Linked DNA regions of Homo sapiens: region 2 is linked to region 1. The links are chromatin loops, found by intact Hi-C in ENCODE. Cell type or tissue: PC-3. All regions are shown on one strand. Links, peaks and the distances in the headings refer to the core of each region. The heading gives the core; the rest is flanking DNA.

Region 1 (10,471 bases), core at 4,365-6,864:
GTCATTTCTCGTCATGTAAAAATCTGTCACTGGCCGGGCGTGGTGGCTTATGCCTGTAATCCCAGCACTTTGGGAGGCCAAGGCAGGTGGGTCACAAGATCAAGAGATCGAGACCATCCTGGCCAACATGGTGAACCCCATCTCTACTAAAAAATACAAAAATTAGCTGGATGTGGTGGCACACACCTGTACTCCCAGCTACTAGGGAGGCTGAGGCAGGAGAATCACTTGAACCCGGGAGGTGGAGGTTGCAGTGAGCCGAGATGGTGCCACTGCACTCCAGCCTGGGTGACAGAGTGAGAGACTCTGTCTCAAAAAAAAAAAAAAAAAAAAAAAAAAAAAAAAAGTCTGTCGCTAGGAACCAGGTGCTTCTTGATTACCAGATTGCAGTTTATCTGATTATTAACTGAAAGGAGGAAAATTTAGGACTTTGCACAATCTTCATCAGCTACATCAGATGCAAAAACCACAATGTAAATGCGCTTACAGAAAACCATGAAGAAATATAGTGAATCTAAATCTATATTGTTAGGTATTAAAAGATTAAGGTCTGATTAAAGTGTAAAATAACTGAATAGCAGTTTTGGACTGATTTATATGATTTATTGACATTGAAGAATATGATTCTTTTAAAAGAAGAATTTTGATTATTTTTCTCTTTTTAGATAATATTTTTAGTTATTTATTAATTACCCTAGTCTTATCTATACTTTCCTGACCTAATTATCCATGAAACCAGTAATCCCAAGGAGGGCCACCTTACCAAATGCAGTGTACCATTTTTATTTTTATAGAGTCCTAGCTGTAATCATTTCTGAGGGCAAAACCATTTATCTTGTTCTCTAGTTTTGTGTGGCTACCATTCATAAGTAGTTCATAAATATAGTTTCTGGTATGCATAGCAGCCATTCAAGCCTTAAATGTTTGGTCATATCTATATGCCTACAGAATAAGGCAAACTCCTTAGCTCAATATTTAACGTCTTCCAACATCTAGTTCCAGCCTGTCCTTTAGGCTTTTTCATCTACTAATCTCCTTTTTCTCAAATAGTCTGAGCATGGTCCTATACCTCTATTTTTTTGTCTATTCAGTCCCTTCCTTGAAATGATCACCTCGTCCTTTCCTAGACTCCGTCTGTTCAAAATCCTGCCCATTGTTAAGAGCCAGCTCAAGAATCTCTGCTTTTTGATCCCACCTCCTGGAATTTTATCTCATACCTTTATTTTATCTTATACCATATTCTATATGGTATCACACTTACACTCTGTTCACCCTTTTATGATAATTATTGATGGAGGTTTCATACTTCCAACTTCTCTGTATCCACTAGGACAGTTTCCTTTATAATAATATGTATTAGATGATATAAATTAAATTTTATTGATATAAACTAAATTTCCAAATTGATATATGGTTGCTGTCCACAATCATTGTCTACCTAAAATTAAAAAGGAACTGGTACTTACTAGGTAAAAGTTCAAGCTCTAAATTCAGTAGTATCTTATTTGTACAGCATGATCTGGCACTAAGGCCTTCTACATAAGAGAACAATCTGGGTAACAAATACATTATCTTCAAATGCTATGTCTTTTTTTTAACCATTTTAGTGAAAACTGTTACTAGAAACTACCTTGTATTATTAAACTACAGAACACATTGAAACCTTTTCTCAGTGGCTCCAGGCCACCATGATGAATGCTGTCCACCAGGATGTGAGCAGGCAAAGTAGTGCTGAGGGTGTGGTTTTTTTCTTTTCTCTTTCCTGTACACCTAGCATTGCCCCTACTGGAGTGAGTTAAGAAGTGCAGTGAAAGATTTGAATAAAGTTGAAGAGACTGGTGTTATTCCCTCAGAGAAGGGGAAACTAGGGGAAGAATTTTATAGCACTCAAAGAAAATGGGAACTGGTGTAAACCCAATAGAAATTCAGTTTAAAACCAAAAGAATTTCTTGGCTATAAAAGTTTTAAGGAAGATAGAGTAGGCTGCTGAAGAAATTAATAGCACCTTCTCTTGGAAGTTACTTAAAGTAATAGTAGATAAATATCTTTCCAAAATGATTGAAATCCAGCCTTTGAAGGTAGGGATGAGTCACATGACCTCTCATGATCATTTTTGATCTCATAATTTGGAGCCCAGGATAGAAAGCTAACTAGGGTTACAGGTTTTCTAAAATCTGCTCTGGTTTTTTAAAGGACTTTTTAATGGTTAAATTTATTTTATTTCTATTTGGTAAATGAGCCTGGGGCCTTTTGGTCAGGGATGTATTTTCAGTAAGTCAAATGAGGTTGTAAATCAGGTAGATCTTTATAATTGCCAGTTTAGTAAGCTGAAACACGATACGAGCAGGGAGAAAGATATAGCCGCCCACTTGCACACTTGATCACAGACATGGGTGGAATGTGATGCACTGTGTGTATATACATGCTCCTAGACTTACAGTGGGGCTGTGGGCTGATAAACCCATCATAAAGTGAAAATATCATAAATTAAAAATACATTTAATACACCTAATCTACCAACCATCATAGCTTAGCCTGGACTTTAAATGTGCTCAGAACACTTACATTACCCTACAGTTGGGCAGAATCATCCAACACAAAGCCAATTCTATAATAAAGTGTTGAATATCTCATGTAAGAGTGTTGTACCACATATCGCTAGCCCAGGAAACGATCAAGTATGGTTTTTACTGATCATACCATAGTAAAGTTGAACCAAGTTGTAAGTTGTAAGTTGAACCAGTTGTAAGCCAAGGACTGTCTGTATAAAGAACTGCAAATGCAGGGCTTTGAACACTGTTCTTCAGGGCAGCAGAGTGAGGTGGAATGGTCATCCATGGGACCATGTGCTGCTTGCAGAGTAAGTCATTTGTATATCACTTCCTAGACCAGCTTCTCTGGGATTTGTCAGAGCAAGGCTCCCCAGGAGGCCATTTGCAGAGTTTGGCCAGAGTGAGTAAAGGGCACCAACTCCCAATCTGGTTATAAACTCCCTAGTGGGTTTTATGACTCTTTGCCCACAATTGGAATGGGTGGAGGAGAGAGTGACTATCGTGGATTGGTTGAGAACGCATTCCTTCCTCTTGGATTCTAGGATTCCCTTTCTCAGTCAGAAAATTTGAAAGTCTTCCCCATCTCTGTCTGTAAAGTCTTTCTATCTCTCTCTCCCTCCGTCCCCACCAGACATCTCAGAACTTCAGAGAACTCCCTTGCCCACAAAACATTTGCAGTTCCTACTTCAGAGCCTCACACCGTCAAGGCAAGGAGCTCTTCTTCTCCCAGCCACTGCTGAGCACTGGGGGCCCAGAGTGCTCCCTCCCAAGCCCTGGACTGCTTCTGCTGCTGGGGCTGCCCAGCAATGCCTTATCCATCTCACTATTTTTTTCTTTAATTTTGAAATAATTTCAGACTTAGAGAAAAGCTCTAAGAATAATACCAAAATTTCCCGTACATTGTTGCACATGTTCACATTTTATCACATCTGTTTTCTGCTCTATTATTCTCAATCTCTCCCTTTGTTTCTCTTCTCTCTCATATTTTCTTTTCAGAATCATTTGAGAGTAAGTTGAAGATGTGTTGCACCTTTACCCCTAAATATTGCAGTTTTTCTACAAAGATGCTCTCATATATAGCCACAATACAAATTATTAAAATCAAGATATTAAAGTAATTTATGCACATTTGTTCAAATTTTAAATTTTGCGAGATTATACTGATGTTCTTTCTGGAGGAAAAGAAAAATCTCCTACTCCAGGATCACATGGAGTATGTAATTATGTCCCTGGGGCCTCCTTTAATCTGGAATAGTACCTGCTTTTTTGTTTTGTTTTGCTTTGCTTCGTGTTTTCCATGATTTTGATATTTTTTAAGCATACAGGCCATTTATTTTGTATGGTGTGCCTCAATTTGGGCTTATCTGATGTTTCCTCATGATTAGATTTAGGCTGTACATTTTTTGGCAGGAATACCATAGAAGTGACCGTATGTCCTTCCCAGTGCATTTCATCAGGATCATATGATAATACATTTGTCTCATCACTGGGTTAAGGTGGTAACTGCCAGGCTTCTTCACTGTGAAATTACCATTTTTCGCTTTGTAATCAGTAAGCATCTGGTGAGAAGATACTTTGGGATTATATAAATATCAATTCTCATCCAATTTTCACCTCCTAGTTTTACCATTCACTTATGGCTCTTATCTAAAATAATTATTACTATGATAATTACCAAATGGTAATTTTCTAATTCCATTCTTTCTACAACTTACTAATTGGCATTCTAGAAGGAAGAATTATTTCTTCTTCCCCATTTATTTAATTTTTTTGTATAATTGTGGGTTTTAATTTTATTCTATAGGTTATAACCTGTCATTACCATGATTGATTTTGATGTTCCCCAAACATCAAATTGTCCCAGATTTATTTATCAGCAAATGTTTCAAGTGGGTTCTTGTGCCTTTTCCACATGCTTCCATCCTGTGGATTCTTCCTTCCTTTCTGCCACAGCATGATGTTCCAGGTTTAGCTTATCCTTTTCTTAAGCCAGCCCTGGAATCATCCATTTCTCCCAAGCCTTGGTTCCTTATGGTGGAGAACAGTAGTTAGGAACCAGGATCTGGGCTGGGTGAGGTGGCTCATGCCTGTAATCCCAGCACTTTGGGAGGCCGAGACAGGCGGATCTCTTGAGGCCAGGAGTTCAAGACCAGCCTGGCCAACACGGTGAAACCCTGTCTCTACAAAAAAAAAACACAAAAATGAGCCGGGCTTGGTGGCAGGCGCCTGTAGTCCCAGCTACTTGGGAGGCTGAGGCAGAGAATTGCTTGAACCCGGGAGGTGGAGGTTGCAGTGAGCTGAGATTGCACCGAGCTGAGATTGCACCACTGCACTCCAGTCTGGGTGAAAAAGCAAGACTTCATCTGTTAAAAAAAAAAAAAAAAATGGAGGAAACCAAGTTCTGATCACTTAAATGTGCCCATTGCTGCTTGGGTGTCACTGCTTCTAGCCCTCTCAGAGGACAGAGCTAGGATAGCATGCATATTTATATCCATGTATGTGCACATATACATATGGGTGTTATAAACACATATGCGTGTACACACACACTCCCTTCATGAGTTCAGACCATTCCAGATCTGCGCCACCATACGGTTGTATTCTGTCTTTCCCTCTTCCCATGTAATTCCTTTCTCTGACAGTGAGAACCCTGACTTCCATTACCCACAATATACTTATGTGCTACACCCTAGAATACACAGTAAGTAGTTTCAGAATTACTAACTCATGCCATTGTGAAAAACAAACCTCTTAAGTGGAGGTCAATATTTATATATGGTTCCTTTTGGCTTTACCCCAAGTGTATTTAGTCAAAACACTGTGTTTAAATGTTACTAGAGTTAGTTTTTCTCCCCCTTCAGTGTTACTGTAGTATTCATTGGAATACAATTAGGCTTATTTGTTTCTGTTTGTTTTTTATTTTATACTTGTTACCTTTTTAAATTAGAATGTAAAACATTAACATGATTTTAAAAATGGAAACTGTATTAAAGGGTATTCTCAGTGAATGTGCCCTCTCTACCCATTCCCATTCCCTCATCCTTTCCTGCAGGTCTCCAATCTCATTAGCTTGTAGTTTATCCTTCCTGTTTCTTTGTGTACAAATGAGCAGATAGATGTGCATTTTTCTAATTTCTCCTCCTTTCTAACACAAAATGTAGCATACTATAGGTAGTCTTTTGCATTTTGATTTTTCCAGTATATCCTGGAAATGACTTCATAGAGATTTCTTTTCTTTGACAGCTGCACTCTACTCCGTTGCATGCATGTATACAGTTTGCTTACCTGCTTTCCTATGTATGGGTTTATAGGTTGTTTCCAATATTTTGCAGTTTAAAAAGTAGTGTCATGAGTAATCTTGGGCATATTTTGACTGATAGATACTTAGGTAGCAGTTATTGTATATTAGATATCCTTTCAGTTGTTAGGACTCTGTTTGGCTAGGTAATAAGTGAGCAGATAATGAATTGTCTTTTACTCGGGCCTGCAGAGCCAGAACCCTGGCTGATGGGCAGGATACAAAACCCGTTCTCCTGGGCTCTGACCCAGGAGAGACCGAGGGAACACCAACTGATTCAGCAGTAGGTGAGAGAACCAAGTGCCAGATGGTGGTGAGGGAGGTGGCACCATCACTCACATGTGTGTTTGTGTATATGCATTTATCTGATGCCAAACTGGAGGATAAAGGAAGATGCGAAGAGTCATGTCCTTCATTTTTTACCTCTTTACTTTAACCTTATTGATTGGGATACCACACTCTACATTCTGCTAAACATCAGCAACCAAAAGGGAAGAAGACATAGCTCTTGCTGGGCTGTCAAGTTCACTGACAAATCAACAAATGTTGCATAGTATTTTGGACAGTATGCCTTGAGAGCTCATAAGAAGTTGAAATGAAAACATTCTAGGCAGAGGGGAGCAGCATATTCACAAGCATGACTGCGTGAGGAAGCATGTTACATACCTGGGTAACTACAGCAGAAACTCCAGGTAGATTAAAGACTTGATTACCAAAAAACAGACACACAGAAACACTTAAAAAGCTAGAGGAGAGGTGGGGTGCGGTGGCTCACGCCTGTAATCCCAGCACTGTGGGAGGCCGAGGCAGGCAGATCACGAGGTCAGGAGATCGAGACCATCCTGGCTAACATGGTGAAACCCCGTCTCTACTAAAAATGCAAAAATTAGCTGGGTGTGGTGGCACACACCTGTAGTCCCAGCTACTCGGGAGGCTGAGGCAGGAGAATCACTTGAACCTGGGAGGCGGAGCTTGCAGTGAGCTGAGATCGCACCACTGCACTCCAGCCTGGGCGACAGAGCGAGACTCGGTCTCAAAAAAAAAAAAAAAAAAAAAGCTAGAGGAGAGATTATGTATAATTATTTATCTGATCTTTGGATGGTCAAGGACATCATAACCATCAAAGCAATGAAAGAATATGCAGATAGACTTGACTATATAAAAATATAGAACTTCTATCTAGTAAAAAGTATTAATATTTAAAGCAAACATAATGAGAAAGATGTTTGATGTTTACAACATATGTGCTAGGCAAAGTTTAATATCTATAGTGTTTAAATAAATATATATATACTTTTAAGTTTGGTAGCATTAAAACAAAAACCCTAATAGAGAAATGGGCAGAGGATCAGCTATGGTGGCTCATACCTGTAATCCCAGCACTCTGGCAGGCCGAGACAGGAGACTCACTTGAGCCCAGGAGTTCAACACCAGCCTGGGCAACACAAGGAGACCATCTCTCTCTCTTTCTCTCTCTCTCTCTCCCCCTGTTCTCCCCACCCCCCCATTCCCCTCCTTCTCTCGTCTCTCAATAAATACATAAACAAATAGGCAGAGGACAGGAACACAGAATGTACAGAAAAGGAAAATCACTGGTGGCCACGACATTGCTGACATTTACTGAGTGAGTAACATGTGCCAACCCCTTTCCTAAGAGTCCTGCATTTATTGATTGATTCATTCAGTCCTCACGGCAACAGTTGAGATATGTGCTTTTAGCCCCATTCTATGGGTGTTGAAATTGAGGCACAGTTACACAAATAAGTTGCACAGCTGCAAATTGAACCCAAGCACTTTAACTGTTAGCCACTCCACTCCGAAGTCTCTTAGGTATAATGGCTAATTCAAATATGAAAAAAAAATTGTTGGTGGTTTAAAAATGCAAATTTAGTAACTGCAAGATTACAATTTTTTGCCTACCACACTAACAAAGAGTTTACAACTTACCCAAATCTAACTAAGCTGGTGGAAAATGGACACCTTATTTACACTGAAGAAAGTGTATATTGGTAGGCATTTTCTGGAACTTTGACAGTGTGTATCAAAAACATCTAATGGTTTTTTTTTTTAATAAAATTTTATGTATTTAAAAACTAGGCTGGGGACAGTGGCTCACGCCTGTAATCCCAGCACTTTGGGAAGCCAAGGCAAGCAGATCACCTGAGGTCAGGAGTTCGAGACCAGCCTGGCCAACATGACGAAACCCTGTCTCTACTAAAAATACAGAAAATAGCCGGGCGTGGTGATGGGTGCCTGTAATCCCAGCTACTCGGGAGGCTAAGGCAGGAGAATCACTTGAACCTGAGCGGCGGAGGTTGCAGTGAGCTGAGATTGTGCCATTGCACTCCAACCAGGTGACAGAGTGAGACTCCATCTCAAAAAGTAATACATAAAACAAAAAATAGAGACAGGGTCTTGCTATGTTGCCCAGGCTGGTCTCAAATTATGGAGCTCAAGCATTTCTCCTGCCTTGGCCTCCCAAGTGTGGGATTCAGGTGTGAGCCACCGTGCCCAGCCTCCAATGGTTATTTTCTAAAGGAATTCATTCTAGGGAAATCAGCATATTTTAATCAACAAACATTATTTTCATAGTTAATATAGCAACATTATTTTGTTTCATATTATTATGTTTTAAATAGTGGACTTCTCTTTTTGCCTCCCTCCCCCAGCCCCTGATTATAGCAATATGGACTCATAGTAGAAAGTTAAAAAAAAAGGTGTAATTAATAGAAGAAAATGTCACCCAGAGAGTTAATGTTTTGGTATATTTGTCCTTCACACTCATTATTTACAACAGGTAAAAAACTAAAACAGACTTGATATTTCAAAGGCAAGAGAGAACCATTCCCACGAGAAAGTTATGGCACATCCATATAATGGAATATTATTAGCTGCTGAGAATTATGTTCTGACCAGGTGCAGTGGCTCATGCCTGTAATCTTTGGGAGACTGAGGCAGGAGGATCACATGAGCCCAGGAGTTCGAGGCCAGCCTGGGCAACATAGTAAGACCCCATCTCTACAAAAATAAATAAATGAAATTAGCTGGGCCTGGTAGCTTGTGACTGTAATTCCAGTTACTCAGGAGGCTGAGTCCTCCATTAAGGATGGCTTGATCCCAGGAGGTCAAGGCTTCAGTGAACTATGATTGCACCACTGCACTCCAACCTGGGCAATAGAACCAGACCCTGTTTCTTAAAAAAAATTATCTGGGAATTTGTAATGCTTGTGATAAGCAAGTGGCTTTCAAAATTATATATGTAATATGTTCTCAATTATGTAAAAAATATGCAAAGCAAAACAAATACATTTCTAGATGACCTCTGGAATTAGAATTACAGATACTTTTTATTTTCTTATTTATACTTTTTGCTGTAACTAAAAAGAAAAGAGGCCAGAGTCAATGGAGGCCTGACAGTGAGGATGCATGGAAAAGAGGCAGGTCCTGTTCGTTCCGTAGCAGGAGCATGCCTGGTGCAGAGTGGTGCTCAGAAAATACTGGTATTTATTGAATGCATAACTGAGCTTGGAGAGATAGTGAGCGCAGCTTTATGTAGCTTTCACTGTGCGTTTGGATGTCTACGTGCACTTTGCACAGACTCCAGAGCTCAGCAGGGGGTCTGCATTAGAGGGAGCAGCTGGGAGTCGTGGACATGCGGTGGTAGCTGAAACCATGGATGTGGGTGAGGGCAACCAGGGGGAAGTGTATAGGGAAACAGGGCTGAGGGTGGAGTGCTTGGAGTGTTAACATCTAAGGGACTAATAAAGAATGAGGAGCTCGCCAAGGAAATTTGCAAAGGGCCCAGAAGTCAGAAGAAAATTGGGAGATAATGGTGTTAGGAAAACCAGAAGAGGTCAGTATTTCAACAGTAACAGTCACAATAATCATCATAGCTGCCACTTCTAGAGCCCTTGCTATGTGTCAGGCACTGTTACCGGAATTACACACATTTACTCACTTAGTCCTCACGGAGACCCTATGGGGTAGGTTACTGTGACCATCTCTCTTCTGGGACGAGACACTAAGAGACTTGTCTAAGATCATCCCCCAGAGATTCAGTGCCCCAGAGAGAAAGTCATAAGAAGTATTCTTTGGACAACTGTATATTAAGTGCGATTAAAAGTAGATTCAAAAAGCTTTTGACTGTTTTATTCTGTTTGGTTGGGCGTAGCGTCTCACGCCTGTAATCCCAGCACTTTGGGAGTCTGAGGTAGGTGGACCACTTGAGGTCAGGAGTTCAAGACCAGCCTGGCCAACATGGTGAAACCCCATTTCTACTAAAAATACAAAAATATGGATGTGGTGGCATGTGCCTGTAGTCCCAGCTACTCAAGAGGCTGAGATAGGAGAATCACTTGAACCTGGGAAGCAGAGGTTGCAGTGAGCTGAGATCACCCCACTGCACTCCAGCCTGGGCGACAGAGCAAGACTCTGTCTTTTTTTTTTTTTCTTTTTTTAAAACAAAGCAAAACAAAACAAAACAAAAGCTTGACTGTCAAGGGCTGGGGACACAGGAACCTAGTTGTCTTTATTTTTAAGCTGGAGAGCCTGGAGCATGTGTATGTACATCAGTAGGGAAAAGAAAGAGCAGCGCTGATGGAAAAAATCGAGGGGAAAACAA
Region 2 (10,500 bases), core at 4,193-6,692, 71 kb before region 1:
CACCAGAGGTCAGGAGTTCAAGACCAGCCTGGACAACATAGCAAAACCCCATCTCTACTAAAAATATATTAAAAAAATGGGCCAGGCGTGGTGGCAGGTGCCTGTAATCCCAGCTACTTGGGAGGCTAAAGCAGGAGAATTACCTGAACCTGGGGCATGGAGGTTGCAGTGAGCCAAGATCGCACCACTTCACTCCAGCCTGGGCAAAAGAGCAAAACTCCATATCTATCTATCTATATATATATATTTTTTTCCTCTGGTTCTTATTTTTGAAGTTTTTGTACAATATATCAAGATACAGATTTATTTTTATTTATTCTGCTAGGTATCTGAGGATTGGTATTTTAGTTCAGGAAAATTCGCAGCCATTATTTCTTCACATACTGTTTGTGCTTCATCCTCTTTTTTTGTTTGTTTTTTTGAGATGAAGTCTTGCTCTGTCATCCAGGCTGGAGTGCAGTGGCGTGATCATGGCTCCACTGCAACCTCTGCCTCCTGGGTTCAAGCTATCCTCCCACCTCAGCCTCCCGAGCAGCTGGGATTACAGGTGTGCTCCACCACGCCCTGCTAATTTTTAAATTTTTTTAGTAGAGATGGGATTTCATCATGTTGGCCAGGCTGGTCTTGAACTCCTGATCTCAGGCGATCCGCCCACCTAGGCCTCCCAAAGTGCTGGGATTAACAGGCATGAGCCACCATACCCAGCCTGCTTCATCCTCTTTTAATCTCATTTTCAGTCTCCAATTAAACATATGTTAAAATTTCTCACTGTATGCTCTATGCCTTTACCCTCTTTTGTGTTTTTCTTCTTTTTCTGAGCTGTACTCAGTTTACTGATTCTCTCTTCAACTATATCTAATCTGTCATTAGTTATAGAATTTTTATTTAGTTATCAAATTTGTCATCTTTTATAGTTTATAGTTCCCTGTTAAAACCATTTAGTTTGGTTTTTATCTCTTTGAATATAGTTAATGTCATTGTTTTTAAATCTTTACCTGTATTTTCAATATCTGAAGTTCCTGTGGGTCTTCTTCTGTAGTTTCTTGTTTCTGCTGGTTCTGACTCATGGTGTTTGTTTTTTCCTGTGCCTGATTACATCCTGGATGTTGTTTTTGAAAAAGTATTTATAGAAATAATTTGAGGTTGAGAATTTTCATATGCTTCTGCCTTCTGCCTAGGTTGTACAGTTTAAGGCCTCCTCAAGCCAAGTTCATGATTCAGGTATTGTGAGTTGGGCTGCAAACCTGTGTGCAGGCTGGTTACTTACAGTTCACTTTCCCTCTTTGAAGCCCCATTTACAATAGGGGTTGGTATCCTTGAGACCCCACCTGCTTAGGCTCCAGATGTCACCAGAATTTCACATCAGCTTTATTTCCTGGATTGGTAAATATAACCCCATGATAAAAGTGGCTCTGAGTGTTGGGTTTACCTCTTGGACTTCCTGTCCTCACCAATTTTTGACCGAAAATTCAACCCTATGTTGTTAGCTCTTTGAATTACCTATTCTGTCCTCATTAGAAGAGTGCCTCCAGCATTTATTGCCTAAACATGACAGCTGAGTATTTTTAGTTTGATTTTTTTTTTAACATTTGCTAATAATACGTTTTCAACCAGATCATAAACTTTGTGGATAAGGTCCCTGTCTGCTATTTCTTTACCCTTCTCATATAGCATTTAATACAATGATAGGTGGATAATTGGTTCTCTTGGCCAGTTGACTGATCAAGGGGCAATTCTCCAAACTCTGGTGATTTCTCCTTTTCGTTCGTAAGACTGCTTTTATACCCCAACAAAGAAACTTGTTATAATTTAATAGTGGCTGTGTCCATTTTTCTTTTCTTCTCTGCTGTTCCATCCCAAGGTGGGATGGCCCCAATTAGACTAACCACTGAAACCCTGGGCATAAAATGGTGCCCAGGGAGCTTTTCTTCATATTAATTTGTGTGTACTCTAAAAGGAAAGATTATTTGGCTTGCTCATAAATCCAAAATTTTGGTGATGAAAATATGTTTATAATTATTTCTTTTGAGCTTGATTTGTTGTGGATTTTTTCCTTTATTTTGGTTTAAGATCAAATGGTTTCCTAATGTGTATGGGTCACTGTAGTCTAAATTTTTTTTTTTTTTTTTTTTTTTGAGATGGAGTTTTGCCCTTGTTGCCCAGGCTGGAGTTAAATGGCGAGATCTTGCCTCACTGCAACCTCCACCTCCTGGCTTCAAGTGATTCTCCTGCCTCATCCTCCTGAGTAGCTGGGATTACAGATGCCTGCCACCACGCCCAGCTAATTTTGTATTTTTAGTAGAGACAAGATTTTATCATGTTGGCCAGGCCGGTCTGGAACTCCTGACCTCAGGTGATCCGCCTGCCTTGAACTCCCAAAGTGCTGGGATTATAGGCATGAGCCACCGTGCCTGGCCTCTAAATATTTTTAAAGTATAGATGTTTTTAAACTTGTAGCTCCTGAGTGTGAACTGTCCCTTGCTGTTTTTTGGGCATCTATCAAGGCATTTGTTCTAACCACTGAGTAAGAAGGACATCACTAAGGGGGTTGTAGCTATACCTTTCTTCTTTTTATCTTTAATTAACATGCATTGACTGCCTGGTATGTTAGAAACAGACCTGCCTATTACAGTCTCATTCCCTTCCATACTCATCCTTGCTTGTGTGGCTACCTCCCAAGCTAGGACTGCAAGACCCTTATCACTCCTGCTTACTATTGGTTTTTGTGTCCTTTTGGCAATTTTCTAGTGGCTGCTTGAACTATTGGTTGTCAGATTGACCTGATTTGTTTCACTTGTAAACAAAATGCTTAAGCCACTGTTGATTTTTGTGACAGCTCAGTTGCTTAGAGCAAGGTGTTAATGAGACATCGGTCATAGGTCCAGGCTCTGGGTTGACTGGTAAGCTTTGCTCTGGCCCATGGCCACAGACCCTGACTCCCCCTTGCCAGCTGTCTTGCACATGTAGCTATGGCTCATTATGGGGACACAGCAGGGGGTGGAGATAAGACAAGGCAAATCTGTCATCTCTGCCAGAAAAGACAACTCCTACTGATAGGTCAGTAACCTTTTCATTGGAAGAACAGCACGTTAGTATTAGCTTCTGTAGATGTGTCTAACTGAGTCTTTTTCTTAAAATAACTCATGTGATTGTATGGGTTGTCTGCAGCAAGTTTAGAATACTGCTCACATTTTAAAGCATGTTTGAATATAAGGATGGCTTTTTAGTTTGTGAAGATTATTGTCCTTAATCAGGGATTCTTAATATCATTCTCTAAAGTAGAAAAGTGAGCTTTAGAAGTCAAATTTGATAAAGCTCTAGAAAACAACTGCAAAATTGCTGTTATAAAGAAACCTGTCAAATTTAGGAAGTGCCCTCCAGGAGCCCTTCATCCCAACCAATCCTCTCCTAAAAGAAAGGAAAAAAAGAAGAAAGATGGCTAGGTAGATGGAATAGTGATCAGAAAAAAAGAACTTTTCTAGAAAAGCATACCAGTGTGCTCTTTACCAGAGCATTTTAGCAGGTAATATTTTACAAAGGACCCAGCAGATAATTGGGCAGGTTTTTTCTTTAGGAACTTAGTGTTGATGGCCTGAATTAATCTGACTAGGAATTTAGACATTTCTTCATGATATATTTTGAGTCCATAGATGATCTGATTCTAATGTGACTTCAGTTTTTAACTTACATAGCGTTAAGCAAAAGGATGTGTGTGTATGTATGTGTGTTTGTTTTACATCCTAAAGGTATTACAGGCCCCATGGTAAACTTTTTGGCTCAAGTGAATCCAGAGTTTGGTATATGTAACCTCCAGTGGTGGTTCATGAACAAACACTTCATTTCTGTAGTCATATTTTTTTTTAAAGAATAAAAGTGAGCCAGGTTTAAAACTTGTTAAGAAAATAATAGCACAGGTGATACACAGATGAAGCAAAATTGCCGTGGATGGTCTGGGAATGCCTGAGGATTGAGAAACACTGGCTGAATTATACACTGTGGCAGAAGAAATTATAGGCCCTTAGAAACAGGTAGAGGTTATTGGAAAGATTCAAGCACCTAATGTTTAGTTAGAAGGTAAGTAAGCTGGTTTCTTAAGTTCTTGTTTATTTATTGGGTGTGGGCTCAGGATAAGTTAGTTTGAAATAGATCTTAGAGAAGTAAATGCAAGACAACTTTATCAATGAGTCATGGGCAAACAATTCTATTATTAGAAGTAGTATAGAAAAGGAGTAGGAGAAGTAGAAGGGAGGAAGTCTAGTATTCATTCATTTATTTATTCATTAATTCAGCCACTATTTCTTGAGCACCTGGTGTATGTCAGGCACTGTTGTAGGCACTGGGGACACAGCAGGGAGCAAAACAGACAAGTCTCTGCCCTCATGAAATTCATTTACATCCTAATGGGAAGAGACAAATAATGTAAGTGAGTATATAGCATGTCAGCTGTGAGAAATGCTATGGAGAAAAATAAAGCAGAGTAAGGGAATTAAGGAGTGATGGGATGGGGAGGCATTGCTTTTTTAAATAGTTTGATGAGGAAAGACCTCTCTAAGAAAGTGACATTTAACTTGACTTCTGAGGGAAGTGAGGGAGCATTCCAGGCATGGAGAAGGAGTGTTCTAGATGGAGGGAACAGCAAGTGCAAAGAGCCCTTGACATGTCTGAGAAACAGATAAGAGGCCAGTGTGGCTGGCGTGGAGAGAGAGGGGAGAGTCGTCAAGTAGTAAGAGGTGAGAGCAGATGGGAGGAAGGTCTCAGCACAGGTCAGGCCTCTGGCTTTGCTGAGAGTGATGGATGCCTTTGCAGGGTTTTGAACAGAGGAGGCACATGATTTGACTTAACGTTTTAACAAGCTGTTTCCTGCTGCTGTGTTGAGAATAAGCTGTAGGCGGCACCAAGGTGGCAGCTGGGAGGGTATTGCCACAAAACAAGCAAGAGATATGATGGTTTAGGCCAGTGGTAATGGTGGAGAGTGTGAGAAGAGGACAGATTCTGGATGTATTTTGAAGTAGAGCCCGCAGAATTTGTTGATGAACTTGATGCAGAGTGTTAGAAAAAGAGAAGACTTCAAGGTTATTGGCCTGAATAACTGGAAGGATGGAGTTATCTATCACTGAGATAAACAGAGGTAACAGAAGTAAAGGGGAGAGATGGCCATGGTAGAAGGTGGATTACACCTTTAAATTTTTAAAACATATTTTTATTTAAAATAGCCCTCACTCCCTGGCCCAGTGCACACAAAGGACCTGATTTGCTTTTACCCTGAGTTTGTCACTGTAGATATCCTGGAATACTTCGTTAAAAACTATAAATAAAGTGGCCATAATACGGCTCATTTTGTTCAGATTCTAAAAAAAAATTCCTTCATAAGCAGTTGGCTTCCAAATAGCAATGCATGCTGTCAGTTTGGTGACTAATTGGGTTAGAGGTTAATAGCAAGGCAGTCCTATAAACATCAACGGGAGTGGTGTATCCAAATGAAAGCTTGCATTAGGCAACAATTCAAAGAATGAGAATGACTAAATACCATGTTACAAGCCAAGTGAATTATATTAAGAGTTTTAACTTTGAGAGAAAGGGACGTTACCCCTGAAATAACTATCTTAGTTGGATCTTCCCTACTTAATACTCATAGTTGGGTTGTAAAAATGTAAAGGTTACCATCAAAACAGCACTTCTTAACCATGAAATTGACTAACTTTGTAAAATTAGAAATTCTGTTACTTACTTCCTACTATGCTGATTGGACATTCCTTCTTTTGCCAAAAGAACAGAAAGTTGGATTTTGTGCCTTCTAGCCAAGAGAACCACACACCTCTCTCTCTGTAGACCAGCTAAATGCTTCCTACTGCTCGGTGATGAAATCAGATCATGGAATCAGTCAGTTTGCTATACTGAATTTTTTTTTTTTCAGCTGTGTTCTAATTGAACCTTTGGGGAATAAACTAATTCTTAACATCTGAAAGTTTAAAGGTCTGATACTAGAATTTATGGGGTGGTAGAGGAGACCTTTTAGTCTCTGTATCCAAACCAAAATGTAAATTTACTTTTATTTATTTTTTATTTTTTGAGAAGGAGTCTCGCTTAGGCTGGAGTGCAGTGACATGATCTCGGCTCACTGCAACCTCTGCCTCCCGGGTTCAAGCAATTCTCCCTACCTCAGCCTCCCAATTAGCTGGGATTACAGGTGCTCTTCACCACGTCTGGCTAATTTTTGTATTATTTAGTAGAGACAGGGTTTTGCCATGTTGGCCAGGCTGGTCTTGAACTCCTGACCTCACGTGATCCGCCCACCTCAGCCTCCAAAAGTGCTGGGATTACAGGCGTGAGCCACTGAGCCTGGCCAATTTCTTTTTTTATTGTGGGATAATCATTCCATACTTCTCCCTCCTCTCTAGTCCCCACCCCCACCCCCCTTTTTCCCCCCACAAGTGAAGATGATTTCCTGTGCTGGTCTAGGATTAGTTTTGTTACAGTCTGTCTTTATAAGAACATTTCTTTTCCATAATCCAGAAGCATTTTGTAAAACCTATGCCTGGAAATTGAGTCACTTTTTATTGCTTAGATTTTCTTCACAGAAAAACATAGGTTCTGTTGGATGAGTATTTGTTGTGAAAGCAAATTATTAAGGGGTGAAAATTGTCTATACAAGTTGATGTATAGGAGGATATCTGAACTGGATTAGTTGCTCTTTTATCTGTGTTTTCAAAGCTCTTTAATAGTAACTCTTATAACACTTATAACAGTGTTATCACTATTGTTTGGGCATCATTCCATTCTGCTAGACTGGGAATTCTTTTATAATACAGTGCCTGATAGGCATCCATTCATTCCTTGAAATAATGTATTGAGTGCTCATTATGTGCTTGAAATAGAGTGTGTGCAGGAGCCAGAGCAGTCGGCAGAACAGATGCAGCTTGTGTCGCATGTGCGTACAGCCCATGGCAGGGTGGGGGGCAGGGGACCCAGCAAACAAGATACAGATAACTGCGCAGTACAGTGCCAATATGCACAGGAACAGTGACTGTCCCCTACCTACATAAATGCATAGACCTCATATGTGTATTGTGAATCCTCTATAATTGTTGAATTTGACTTTGAAATTAAACACTTGATATTTTAGACTAGTCAAAAATGGGATATGTTATTATTTTAATAAAAACACCATTGTATCCAGCCGGGCACAGTGGCTCACGCCTATAATCCTAGCACTTTGGGAAGCCGAGGCGGGCAGATCACCTGAGGTCAGGAGTTCAAGACCAGCTTGGCCAACATGGCAAAACCCCGTCTCTACTAAAAATACAAAAATTAGCTGGGTGTGGTGGCACACGCCTGTAATCCCAGCTACTTGGGAGGCTGAGGCAGGATAATCACTTGAACCCTGGAGGCCTAGGTTGCAGTGAGTCGAGATTGCACCACTGCACTCCAGCCTGGGCAACAGACTGAGACTCTGTCTCAAAAAACAACAACGACAACAAAAATAACACCACTGTATCCATATTGCCTACAGGAGAAAATGCAGATCACTTATTTTATGTATGTGTTGAATCATTTTAAATAACCTGACGGAGGTCCTTTCTTGGGCCCATGCCTCTGCACATGTTGGGCATGTTGTAGTTGTCGTTACTAGCAAGACACACCTACCCTTTAAGACCAGTCTAAATGCCACCTTGTTCCCTCCATGTAATCTCAGAACTTCTTTAAGGGCAAGGACCAAATTACGTCTGTGAAACCCTAGAGTTTGATCTACCACTTCACGTGGAGGCATGGGACAGAGGTTTTGTTAATGAGTGAATGTATCCATTTAATAAGTTCCTTCTTCAGTACACTCTTGAGACCTATTCTGGCTTTCCCAGGAAACAGCTGAAGGAGTGACCTCCAATCAAGTCAGCTCTGTGTCAATCCTTCATTTTCGGATGTTTTTTCTTCCTTTTCTCACAGGGTCATAAGGATCAAATGTAATAATGATGTAAGAGTTAAGCGTATTCAATAAAGGGAGGCAGTGGAATCATCACAATGTTGATCATCACAATCAACATTATTATTACTGCACCACTATAGTTCCTTGTAATACACAGTCCAGAAATATTATCACAAAATCTCACTGAGGATGTCATTGTTCTGGGTTTGACCTAGATGTTGATGTAATGAACAGTTCTCTATCAGTTAGTGTGTTGGCCTAGCACAGGTGCTTGACAAAGGCCCTATTCAGACTTCTGTGCATTACTTCAAACCCCTCCCTTTGCTCCCATAGTATAGTAATGAATTAGGAGTCATATCTTTTGACTGGCAAGGGACTGCCTAAAGCAGATCCCTGCAGATTGGGGCCTCACTGTTTCTGTGGGTATAAAGAACCTCTCGGGAGAGCCTGAATGATCAGGAGATCTGAACTGGGGAGCCATCGGCCCAGCAGGAGGTGCCTCTGCTTGGCCAACCAGAGCCTGCTGCAAGAAACCTTTTTTTTTTTTTTTTTTTTGGTTCTGACAGGCTTGTTGGGGAAATTGAAAATCTCCTGTTTGAAAGCCAGATAATTTAAAATCCTTTCTGATTCAGAATCTCAGCAAGTAGTGAAGGGCTAGGTTATTGATTGTGGGAAATGGGGCAGCCTCAAAGGGCTCTGGGCTATCTCAGTACCCCATCTCCCTCACCCCTCACGCTTCCTCAGGTTTCTCTCTCATGCTAGCTTGGAATGGATGGTGTATTTCCTACCCAGTTGCCTTTGTTTATAAGCATCCACCACCGCTGCAGTAGGGTCAGGAAACTGGCAATTTCCTCAGTGATCCTTGCCCTTGAACCCTATCTCCTCCAGCCTAGGAAGTATTCAGACCAAGTACTCATGTGTGACTCTCCAGTGCTTCTGGATAGAGAAGACCCTCTGAGCTGCCCTAAACTCGCAAGAGAATACTCCACAGGCTTATGTAAGCCAAACCAGATCATGAGTCAGACATCTGAACTCATCAACAAAAAGTGCTCCAGGAAAAAGAAATGGTCTACCTGGCATATTATTGTTTGAAAATTTATTTTAAGTCAATCCTCTATTTCATTAAGGGTAATAATAATCAGTCTACAATGCAAAACTCAGGGAAAAGTAAATTTCATTTTGTATAGCTGTAATATAACATTTTTTACTCTGCTCAAAATTCTTGAAATTGTTAATCCAACTCTATAAATTAGGATATTTGAGTAAAGTAAGTATCCATTGTTTGACTGTGCCAGAAGCAGGAGTTAACTTTTTCTTTCTCTGGTTAAAATTATCACTTACTTGATAGCTAAGTAATTTTTTGAAAGTCTCTTATATCCTGATGGTACACTAAGGCCCTGAAGAGAGTATAAAGGTGCAAGATTCAGTCCCCTCTCTCAAGAAACTAGCAGTATGATTGGATGGATAAGATTTATGCATGTGAAACAGAGAATGCTAGATATTTTGGGTGGTAATCAAGTGTAATAGTATGTGATTTTAGTTATAAGCGTGATGAGTGCAGGAAGGGAGATGAAAAATAAATAATATTTAGTGAACTCCACTACTACAGAATAAATATTTATAATATTTTCTATTTCATCAGGAAGAACAATTTGAATCACTGGCTTAATCACTGGTGGGGGGCCTGGTTTTTAGTCTGTGTCTTAAAATTCTTAGCTCACTTATGTCATTTGTCATATGAACTTTTTGGAGAAAGAAATATTTAGTTTTTATACGTAGTTTTTAAGACTTTAAAGGTTTTATAACCCTTTTCTTGAAAAATTAAGACATCAAATCAGCAAGTATTTATTGAGCACTGACCTTGGTCTGAGGCATGTACATTTTTTAGTTTTTAGACAACAGTAAAGTAACCCTGAAATAATGCCTACAATGACTTTGATAAGTACAAGATGGTGAGTTGAGGTTTTAGCCAAGAACCTTTGTTTTCTCTTGCTGAATATTTTTCTCTTTGGTTATGTGGTAGAATTTAGAGCTCAAAATGTTCAGACTGTTTCTGTCCAAGTAGCATTCTCACCATGGTCAAGATTTGTTTAGTGATTTATAATTAATTAGATAAAAGTACGCAAAGCTTTTTGGGCTTTGTACTGGGAAGTGCTACATAAGACTGCGTGGTAGTGGTTTGGGCCTCATTGCTTATATCTGACATAGCTTCCAGGATTTATGCCTGTCTCCACCAAGATTCTTTTCCTCTTTAATGAATTTGAAAGTAACTATTTATCTTGAATGAAATTAGTTTTTTCTACCTAGAGCTGGGAGTTTCATTTTCTAATCAGAATGTCTGATTTATTTATGTGCCTGCCAAAAAAATCCCAAAATACTGGCCGCCTGAGTTCTGGCTAATGTTTCCAGGTGCTCTGTTTTGAAAACATTCCGTTTCTACCCTGTATTACAGATGCTCTTGCGTACAGTGAAATCTTGTGATAAATATTTTTCAGTGAACATAAAGTATTTAAAAAATAAACGAATGGCAGTATTAGTCATACATTGACCGAATGCCACCAGTGTATTATTTATCATCA

What was found. A loop is a pair of places that touch in the nucleus more often than their neighbours do. Peaks named below come from ENCODE experiments on the same cell type or tissue, not always from the same donor. Only the 100,000 strongest peaks of a DNase experiment are listed, where the experiment ranks them.
Region 2: a loop joins it to region 1, with 4 times the contacts of the local background. A loop is called at or near these places in 2 of 110 quality-filtered maps.

The regions. Positions count from the first base shown.
Region 1 is chr10:74,989,884-75,000,354 of GRCh38, forward strand. The region is part of intron 13 of KAT6B (lysine acetyltransferase 6B); the gene reads left to right. Among named protein-coding and RNA genes, the nearest start is that of SNORD172, 27 kb to the right of the region's middle. In PC-3, for the core only: no CTCF peak of the experiment used is centred there; no DNase peak of the experiment used is centred there; H3K27ac peaks cover 320 bases.
Region 2 is chr10:74,918,997-74,929,496 of GRCh38, forward strand. All of the region lies in intron 3 of KAT6B (lysine acetyltransferase 6B), which reads left to right. Among named protein-coding and RNA genes, the nearest start is that of SNORD172, 97 kb to the right of the region's middle. In PC-3, for the core only: no CTCF peak of the experiment used is centred there; DNase peaks (open chromatin) are centred at 4,885 and 5,445; H3K4me3 peaks cover 1,770 bases; H3K27ac peaks cover 2,367 bases.